2 separate regions of the Homo sapiens genome follow, and region 1 is linked to region 2. Evidence: chromatin loops called from intact Hi-C (ENCODE). Cell type or tissue: HepG2. All regions are shown on one strand. Links, peaks and the distances in the headings refer to the core of each region. The heading gives the core; the rest is flanking DNA.

Evidence for each region. A loop is a pair of places that touch in the nucleus more often than their neighbours do. Peaks named below come from ENCODE experiments on the same cell type or tissue, not always from the same donor. Only the 100,000 strongest peaks of a DNase experiment are listed, where the experiment ranks them.
Region 1: a loop joins it to region 2, with 2.0 times the contacts of the local background. A loop is called at or near these places in 1 of 110 quality-filtered maps.

What each region holds. Positions count from the first base shown.
Region 1 is chr6:45,262,358-45,267,746 of GRCh38, reverse strand. The region is part of intron 2 of SUPT3H (SPT3 homolog, SAGA and STAGA complex component); the gene reads left to right. Among named protein-coding and RNA genes, the nearest start is that of RUNX2, 63 kb to the left of the region's middle. In HepG2, for the core only: no CTCF peak of the experiment used is centred there; a DNase peak (open chromatin) is centred at 2,346.
Region 2 is chr6:45,352,601-45,357,989 of GRCh38, reverse strand. All of the region lies in intron 2 of SUPT3H (SPT3 homolog, SAGA and STAGA complex component), which reads left to right. The region is part of intron 2 of RUNX2 (RUNX family transcription factor 2); the gene reads right to left. Among named protein-coding and RNA genes, the nearest start is that of SUPT3H, 23 kb to the left of the region's middle. In HepG2, for the core only: no CTCF peak of the experiment used is centred there; no DNase peak of the experiment used is centred there.

The sequences.
Region 1 (5,389 bases), core at 193-5,192, 90 kb after region 2:
CTTAACTGGCACATTTTGTCACTACTGCCTATTTATCATTGGCCAATTTAAAGTCAAGAGGCAGAGAAGTAACTCTGCTAAGTGCAATATATTGGATGTAGATGGTGTATATTGTAATCTATCGTAGTGTGAGAGTTCAAAGGAGATAGGTATTAGGCACTGAAGAATAACACTAAGAAATTGAATATTAGCCAAGTTTTTAAAATAATTTCTTAATATCTCAACTATTTTCAAATATATTTTTTAATTCAATAACTTTCAGTTTACTGCCCTGGCAGACAACATTGGGATCATTTTAAGGCTTGCAATAAAAACATTGCACTTGTATGCATGTGCAGAAATGTGTGCATATTTTTATGTATGAATATGGGAGAGAGAATTAAATATTTTCCTTTTTACTCTATAAAAGGAATAGATTGAAGAAGTAAGGGATTTTAGATGTCCTTGTTAACTCCTTAATTAGGGCATGAATTTTAGGTCTTAAAATGCGTATTCTCTAAATCCGTTATATAAATTAAAATCGGAGATATGTGTGGCATGGTCAGCCTTTTCAATAATACAGGTTGAGTATCTCATATCCAAAATACTTGGGACCAGAAGTATTTTGGATTTTGAGTTTGTTTTTCATATTTTGGAATACTTGTGTATATATAATGAGATACCTTGAGGATGGGACCCAAGTCTAAACATGAAATTCATTTATGTTTCGTATATACCTTATACTTATAGGCTGAAGGTAAATTTATACCATAATTTTAATAATTTTGTTTGCTGAACAGTTTTGACTATGTAAACTGTAACCTGTCACATGAGGTCAGTTGTGGAATTTTCCCCTTGTAGATACCATGCTGGTGCTCAAAAACTTTTGGATTTTGGAGCATTCTGGATGTTCAGGTTAGGAATGCTTAAGCTGTACTCATTTATTGAATATGCCAACATAATTTGTAAAGAAGATGTTCCTTAATGGCTACCTCTGTAAATATGTGAAAAAATATTTTTCATTTTATGCCTCAGAGTTTTTATATATGACTGAATATAGTGTCTCTGAATATAAGGCAGATTTCTGTTTATCAGATGAGAAGATTTTAAAAAGTTGTTTACTTAGTTGAATGTGAAAATTATTAGGGATATAGATGTCATCAAATGTCTATTCATAATATTTAATAATTTAATATACATTCAAATCATATAAATGTTAATTTAAATATACTATTTTTCTATTTAAATTTCTTGAGTCTTTTCATATTGTTACATGCATTTGACTTAAGTGTATTCATCAATCCTAGAAATATTTTTTAAGATATCAACTGAGTTTTCCATGGTATATGATTTTTATTTCTTCTTGGTTGTTTGAGGTTAAGTATCACTTTGACGAAATCATTAGAAATTTTTACCAAGTCCTAAGCACTCATTATTTATGATGTCCATGTTGTAAGTATTTTATTTCTTTTGAAGTTTCTAGATTTTTAAAAAAAATTTTTACAGTAACATCTAGCATTTGGAATTGTAAAGTAATTCTCCCGGGAATAACGGCTAAATCCATTTTGAATTTCCTTGTGGCTTTTCTCTTTCTTAAAAAAAAAATTGTCAGGTTACGTTTATAAGTTTTCAAGCTATAACTCTATAAGCTTCCAACTGATTGAGGTCAATTCAGGCTAGTGTATTTTTCTCAAATGTTACTTTTTGATTAAAAATAAAAAATCGTGGTGGTACTGTGTAATATGAGAATCTTTGTTAGGATTCTAATGTGAGGCAACTGTTTCTGAACATTAATTCTGTGAAAGGTGACTTATATTTGGGCAAAAGATATGAATGAGTTTCTTTTTGATCACTTTTTGGTAGATACATTTTGATATATTTTATCTTCTCAAACATCTATTTTATTGTTATAGTGTGATCTTTTTAACTACTTTAAGGAGATTAATTGGTCAAACATAACATTCTTGCTTGCATAATATATTCAGTACCTCTATCCAAATGGCATAATTTTTGTTGGAATGCTGCAGGGAACACACTAATTTTACGTGATATTTTTTCTTGGCCATGTAATACTGTTAGTACTTTTTCTGCAGATTTATTTCTAAAGGTAAAAGTAAAAACCCTACTTTGGTGTGCCTTATATATTTAAGGATTTTTCAAAAGTACTAGATTTTAACCTTAATGTATTTAAATATATCACCAGTGTTGCTCAATGTGCAGTCTTTTCTTGGCTTAGCTCAAGGTTGTGATTGCTAAGATGTATATCCCAGGAAGTGACGAAGGTTAAAAAACTTTTGAAAGTTATTTAAGACCTAGCCGGACTAGACTCATGCTAAATATCATTAGCCAAAACAATTAGTAGTTGATTCTGTTTGACAGGACAAAGTTCAGTTAAACATTCTCCATCTGTCAACAACTTAGAAAAACTAAGAATGAAATATACAAGGTTTCTTTTGTGATATAACAAAGTAGAATTGAAAGTATGTGGAAAGGACATAAGGTCTTACCTAAGAAAAATTTTCAATTATGTTTAGTACGGTTTTATTAAAATTGAGGATCATTTAAAATACACTGATAATATTAGGTGTCCTATTGAGAGGTCTTTTCTATTGTATGTATTTCATTCATTTCCAAAAATATTGCTTTAATCTGAATAATTAAGATTTTCTTGAGGAAATGCACTGGATTTGAAATAATTGTGTGTATATCAAGGAAAATTCATTGTAACTAGAGCTGTTGTCTTCTCACTCCAATACTTCATAGGGGAAATTTCAGTTCAAATTAATCTCATTAAAGTGATTTTTTTCCTTTAATAGATGTTTATCCTTTTTACATTTGTTCGGATATGTTTTGCCTTCTCTCACTTAAAAATAGTTTCTCTTTTCTTTAAACTAGTTCTCATGTTTTCTAAATTTTGCTCGTCTCCCTACTTGTCTTCATTTGTCTCTTTCCTCTCCTTCCTTCCTCCCTTCTTTCTTTTCTCTTTCTTTCCCTCCCTTCCTTTCTTGGTAGCAAATATTATAAGAGTTAGGCTCATATTAGACTTGTTGTAATGAAAACATAACAAATAGTGACTTAAGTAAGTGATGTTTTATTTATTTTATCCTGCCTCACAAGAAGTGCAGGGCTAGACAGTTTAGGGTTGGTATAGCTGATGAACTGTTGTGCTTTGTTTATTAAGTTAAACAACAGGAACCTTATAACCAATGTTCATTAAATCTTAATGACTACAGGTGTGCACCACCATGCCTGGCTAATTTTTGTACTCTAAGTAGAGACATTGTTTCACCATGTTGGCCAGGCTGGTCTTGAACTCCTGATCTCAAGTGATCCACCTGCCTCAGCCTCTCAAAGTGCTAGGATTACAGGCGTGAGCCACCGTGCCCAGCCAGTTTTCTTGAGGAAGTTAGAAAATGAAAGAAAAATGACTGGCTGGTGAACTTTTACCCACAACAATTTTTACACCACAACAATTAAAAATGTATATAAAAATACTTCTTCTGAAATCTTATTCTGGGTGTTTCTAAAAAATACAGATTTCAAGATCCAATCAGTTTTTTAAATGCACTTTGTCATTTCTGTTTTATAATGCTTATGTAAATTTTTTAAAAAATAAGTGTTTTCATTTCTTTTTCATTAATTAATTCATAGCTAATAGATTTCTACTTCTCTGGTGTACCACCACAATGTTTGACTTAATGAAACAAGTAATTTTTTTCTGTAAATTGAATTTGCTTATTTAATTGGATCTGGTTTTCTTTCAATTTTATGTTGGAGAATCGATCCTCTGGAAGGTATTCAAATGATGTACATAATCGATGTTTAAGTACAAGTTACTGATCAGGTAACATAATTTTCCTAAAAATTTACTTTAGTGGTATTTTTAATAGAAAATGGACTATAATATACAATGTTATGAAATCACCAAGGTGCCTTTGTGTGATGGTTACGATTTTATGGCAAGAAAAAGCACATTTTTGGGGGGTGAGAAGGGACTATGTTTGTTTCTTTTGTTGGATTTGAGACTGTAGGGATACAAGAATGGCATTCCCTTTATCATCATGCAGCAAGTCCGTTTTTTACATTTGTTCATTTCTGTAGCTTTTCAAATGATAGCCTTTTTCCTCCAATTTTATTTTAGATTCAGGGGTGCATGTTCAGGTTTGTTACGTGGGTAAATTGCATGTTACTGAGGTTTGGTGTACGAATTATCTCATCACCCAGGTAGTAAACGTAGTACTCAATATGTAGTTTTTCAACCCATACCCAACTCCCTCACCCACCCTCTAGAAGTTTCCACCTTCTGTTGTTGCCATCTTTATATCCATGTCTGCCTAATGTTTAGCTCCCACTTTTAGATGAGAACATATGGTATTTGGTTCACTGTTCCTTTGTTAATTTGCTTAGAACAATGGCCTTCAGCTGCATCCGTATTTCTGCAAAGGACATAATTCGTTCTTTTTATTGCTGTGTGGTATTCCATGGTGTGTATGTACCACATTTTCTTTATCCAGGCCACTCTTGATGGGCATCTAGGTTGATTCCATGTCTTTGCAGTTATGAACCCTGCTGTGCTGAACATATGTGTGCCAGTGTCTATCTGGTGGAATGATTTATTTTCCCTTGGGTATATATCCAGTAGTGGGATTGCTGGGTCAAATGGTGGTTCTGTTTTAACTTCTTCGAGAAATCTCCAAACTGCTTTCCACAGTGGCTGAACTTACATTCCCACCAGCAGTGTGTAAGCTTTCTTTTTTTCTGCAACCTCACCTACATCTATTATTTTTTGACTTTTTAATAACAACGATTCTGACTGTTGTGAGATGGTATCTTATTGTGGTTTTGATTTACATTTATCTAATAATTAGTGATGTTGAGCATTTTCTCATATATTTGTTGGCTGTTTGTATGTTGTCTTTTAAGAAGCTCCTGTTCATGTCTTTTGCCCACTTTTTAATGGGGTTGTATTTCACATATTAAGTTCCTCCTAGATTCTGTATATTAGACCTTTGTCGGATGCATAGTTTGCCAATATTTTCTCCCATTTTGTAGGAGACATTGTTTGCTCTACAGATAATTTCTTCTGCTGTGCAGAAGTTTAATTAGATTCCACTTGTCAATTTTTGTTTCTGTTGCAATTGCTTTAGGGGACTTGGCCATAAACTGTGCTAAGGTTGATGTCCAGATAGGTACGCTAGGTTTTCTTCTAGAGTTTTTGTAGTTTTAGGTCTTACATCTAAGTCTTTAATCCATCTTGAGTTGATTTTTGTATGTGGTGAAAGGAAGGGGTCCAGGTTCAATCTTCTGCATATGGTAAGCCAGTTATCATATACTGTTCATTGAATGGGGAGTCCTTTCCCCATTACTTGTTATTGTTGACTTTGTTGAAGATCAGGTGGTTGTAGGTGCT
Region 2 (5,389 bases), core at 155-5,154:
CATTTATGTTCCATTTTTTAGAAAGTATGAATAATAAAGAAATGTGTTCAGTTTCTTAAAAATGTTCTTTTGTGAATGTATTTATATATATATATACTCTTAGTCTTTCTGAAAAATCCTATGACTGTAGCTCTGAATGTATTACACTTCATTATTATGTCAGCATGTGTAATTGAATATGTAATGTCATTGTGAGTTTTAGGTTCTCATTTTTATGTAGCTAGATTTACAAAATTTCTGGTAGCTGTAAAATTAGCAATGTTATGTAGTATTCTGTCAATTCATTATTTTTATTATGGTGAGATTTTGAAAACTTGTTAGTTTAAATGTACCAGCTTCAAAATTAATCTTTAGAAAAGGGGGACCAGGTGTGGTAGCTCATGTCTGTAATCCCAGCACTTTTGAGGGGCTGACGTCAGGGGAGCTCTTGAGGCCAGGAGTTTTGAGACTAGCCCGGGCAACATACTTGAGACGCTGTCTCTACAGAAAATAAAATTAAAAGCAATTATCTGGGCCCTGTAGTCCCAGCTACTTGGGAGGCTGAGGCAGGAGGATCACTTGCACCTAGGAGGTTACGGCTGCAGTGAACCATGATCCTGCCACTGTTCTCCAGCCTGGGTAACAGAGTGAGACTGTCTCAAAAAATAAAAAATAAAAAAGGTACTAGATAAAAATGGATTCTTGACCGGGCACAGTGGCTCACGCCTATAATCCCAGCACTTTGGGAGGCCGAGGTGGGCGGGTCAGAAGGTCAGGAGATTGAGACCATCCTGGCTAACATGGTGAAACCCCGTCTCTACTAAAAATACAAAAAAATTAGCCAGGCTTGGTGGCGGGTGCCTGTAGTCCCAGCTACTCTGGAGGCTGAGACTGGAGAATGGCGTGAACCCAGGAGGCGGAGCTTGCAGTGAGCCGAGATCGTGCCACTGCACTCCAGCCTGGGCGACAGAGTGAGACTCCGTCTCAGAAAAGAAAAAAATGGATTCTTCATTACTAAAAATATATCAGAGAGTGGTTAGTAGTTTTAGATAGGAAATTAATATTTGATGCCTATATTATATATTGATTTGCCTCGTTACAGTAAATTCTGTAAATTAAAAAAGGTGAGTGTAATTTTAGAAAAGAGTAGTAAATTCTTAATATAGTGGAATAAATCTTGTTGATTTTGACTTTTTGCTGGTTCTGAAGTCCCATGATAGTTAAGTTTGCCAAAGCACAGTTTTGATTATCTCTAGATGTGAGACTGATGGACACTTTTACATTACAGCCAAAGAAATGAGAATTGGGCCAGGCGAGGTGGCTCACACCTATAATCCCAGCACTTTGGGAGGCTGAGGTGGGCAGATCACTTGAGGTCAGTCAGGAGTTCGAGACCAGCCTGGCCACCATGGTGAAACCCTGTCTCTACTAAAAAAAAAATAAACATTAGCCAGGCGTGGTGGCACACGCTTTTAATCCCAGCTACTCAGGAGGCTGAGGCAGGAGAATTGCTTGATCCTGGTGGGTGGAGGTTGCAGTGAGCTGAGATTGCGCCACTGCACTCCAGCCTGGGTGACAGAGTGAGACTCTGTCTCAAAAAAAGAAAAAAAAAGAAATGAGAATTGATATATTCCAATGTGTTTTAAGATGTTAACATATATTAACATATATGTGTGTATATGTGTGTGTGTTTTTAATATACTAAAATATATAAAAAATATATATTCAAATGAGTATGCCATCTTTTGCAAATATATCTTTTTTGGACACCTATGTAGATTTTAAAAAAAACCTTAGCTGTGAAATACCATATGCCTTTGAAAAAAATGTTGTTGTAGTCATTAGAAAGTTTTCTAATTGGCATAACATTTTTTTCCTATGACAGAATAGAGTACACAACCACTTTTCTAGAGAAGAGGAGTGAGAATCTATTATCTTTGACTGCTTTCTTCTTACCTTTCATAGGTTTCTGTGTCTTAAAACAACTACGTTACAACCAGTTTTTGCCATGGCTAGTAGAGTTCTATTAGCCTTTCATGGCTTTCTCTCTATTCCTGTATTACACTGGTTAGTAATGTGTGTTTAATAGGGAAAGGGGGGGAAATTAAATTTTTGGGGTTGGCCTGGCAATCAATTAATATTTATTTATTCAACAAAAATAACATTCTTTTTGGTTGGAATTACTTTCCAAACATTCAGACTTGGAATACAACCCATTTCTAAGTCAAGCACTGATAGTATTTTTTATTCTGCCTCTTCCAATTTAGAATTTGTGCATATTAATGTCTTTTATATATCTCTAATCCTTTAGAAGTATGTGAACATAGTTAATGTTTATTTTTAATAGAAATAAAACTTCACTTATCTGGAATTTGTAATTAAATATAAATATTTCAAAAGGCAAATTGATACAAAGAAAAATAATGCTACATCTGAGTGATTAAGGTAGCATGATACAGTGGAGAAGACTAGGTTTGGAGCTGCAAGATCTTGGTTCACTTCTTTCTGTATTGGTGGATTTTATATTTTAGGAACAATTAACCCCCACCCCCAATGAAAAACCCTGGAAATTTTATGGGTAGGGGAACTGTTATATCAACATTTTATTCTATAATAAATGAAGTATTTTTTATACTTCCTCATAGAGACAGTTTATATTATTTTCTGAAAAGGAAAAAATTAGAAAATACAGAAAGTTCATAATTAACACCTTAATTATTAAATTAAATTAAATTAAAGTGCTTATTGGAGCTGGGCATGGTGGCTCATGCCTGTAATCCCAGTACTTTGGGAGGCTGAGGCAGGAGGATTGCTTGAGCCCAGGAGTTTAAGACCAGTCTGTGGTACCCCATCTCTAAAAAAAAAAAAAAAAGCCAGGTCTTTTGGCATGCTCCTGTGGCTCCTGATGCTTGGGAGGCTGAGGTGGAAGGATTGCTTAAGCCCAAGTGGTTGAGTCTGCAGTGACCTGTGATCGTACCACTGCACTTTAGCCTGGGTGACAGAGTGAGACCCTGTCTCCAAAAAAAACCTCAAAGTGCTATTAAGGCTTTGGTATTTATCTTTCCAGTTTCTTTCCAATGCATACAAAAAATTAAAAAATACCAAAAGCCCATATTATAATTACTACTGTGTAACTTGGGTTTTTACTTAATATATATCACAGGACTTTTCCATGTTGATAAATACACAGCATTATCTTTATAAGCTGCACTATAAACCCTAGCCTCAAGCGATCCTCCTGCCTCAGCCTCCCAAAGTACTGGGAATACAGGGGTGACCCACCACACCTGGCCTAAAACTTTTTTTTTCTTTTTTTAAATGTGTCTAGAGATCTCTGCATAGCAACATATAGGAGACTGTGTGTGTGTGTGTGTGTGTGTATGTGTGCGTGCATTTGTGTAGTTACTGTTTGAATAAATCAGGAAGCCTTAAATGCAGTGAAGCCCCTTATTATCCAAGGAAACTGAGACAATCCCTGAATGAGTTAGCAGCGGCAGTAGAAGTAATGAGATCCTCACACAGATGAGCAAAAAAGAAGATCATAAAAGCATCTATGATTCCTTTCCAAGCGAGGCATACACTTTGGGGTGTGTACATTTGTGTGTGACTTAATTTTTATGTTCTTAGTAATTTTTAGTCATTACTGTGCTTTTTTGGCAACTGTCCTTTTTTCCTTTCACCTGCTATATTGTGAACAACTATGTTATCAGATCTTTTTATTTCATTGTGTGTATATCTATCATATTATTTTTAATCCCTGCTGTTAAGTAATTAGGTTTTGTCCAGTTTTTCCACTATTATTAAAAATGATATAATGGAATCTTGAAACCTACTATTTGAAAGTCATAGAGGAATTTTTGAGTCTAAAGACTTTTTTGATACTAACTTCCTAATTTTTCCTACAGGAAAGTTGAACTAATGTATTTCTATCAAGTTATGAGAGCACCTCCCTCCATCTTCCCTGACAATTTTTAACAGTAAAAATATTGTGTTTTCAGCTTTTCTTTGACAACTGAGCTTGAAAATACTTTGGCCATTTTTATTTCTTCTTTTGTGCTTGTCTGTATTCTTAGTATAATTCTACTGTATTTTTTTTTCCTATTAAGGACCTTTGATATACTAAAGGCACTGACCTTTGGTTGATTATATTTGGCATTTTCCCTATTTTCCCCGCCAGCACCTAAATCTCGTGGTTGCCTTAAGGTTTGTATATAGTGATTAAAAAAAAAAATGAGTTTTCATTGCTCATATAGTTGAATCAGTCTTATATATCTTATTGCTTCTGTCTTTGACAGAATGTCCTACCCTTGATTTTGATACATATCTTCATGCACTTTCTTACATTTCATATTTTTAGTTTCTATGGTTTAATATTTAATCCATTGTTTTGTTTTATGATGTCAGGGAGGGTTCTAAGTTAGAATAATTTTTCTTCAAATTGATTTGCCAGTGTACTTACCATCTCAAATTATATAAGCCTTTATTTCTCCTCAGAATTGAAATACTACCTTTATCAGATAATAAATTATTTTAAACTTTTCTGCTTTGTTCCGTTGAGTAGTCTATTCCTTTGCCAGTACTGCATTATTTTAGTTATTATAGCTTCTTAATATGTTTTAATAGTTAGTATTATAGTTCAAGTCCATCCGCATAACTTTTCTTTTTAAAATATTTTTGACTCTTTTCCTATTTTTATTTTTCCAGATGAATTTTTAGGAATCATTTTATCAAGTTCCAAAACAAATTCTAAGTGCAAATTTTAAGTAGTTTCATTTTTCTTTTCTTTTTCTGCTTTTTGCTGTGTACTCAGATTTCAGACATTGGTCTGTGCAATTCATTTTACTTTTAAAGTTGATTAATGAAATCATTTTACATTTAGAAAGTTTATTTGAAACAACACTGGAGAGAAACAGTAAAAACAACTGACTAATGAGTGGGCCGGTTAACTACTGTACTATTAGAGACTCTGAAGAACTTCTCAGTTTTCTTTAATATTTGTTTTTCTTGCTAGAATGTAGAATTGTGCTGTGACTGCAGTATGTAAAAATCAGCCAAACTATTCCCTCAATTTTAAATCATGCAGTTATTGTCTTAATTTTGAATGGTAGTCATAGCTGGAAATAAATGACCAGTTTAATTTTTTTATAGATATATAAAACTGCATTCTGACTAATAGAATTATATATATGTAGATATCTATGCAATATAAGTAATAAAGAATAAAGGTATTTAATGTATTCTTTATTTTGTAAATACATGATCTAAGTGATCAAATGGTTCTATTTTAAAGAAATTATTTCTACAGTAGATTATGAATATTCATGACTACTTATAAACAGAATACTAGGTACAGTTGCTCCATAGTACTCTACTTGTAATACAGTGATGTCCTAGTGAATCATAGAAGCAT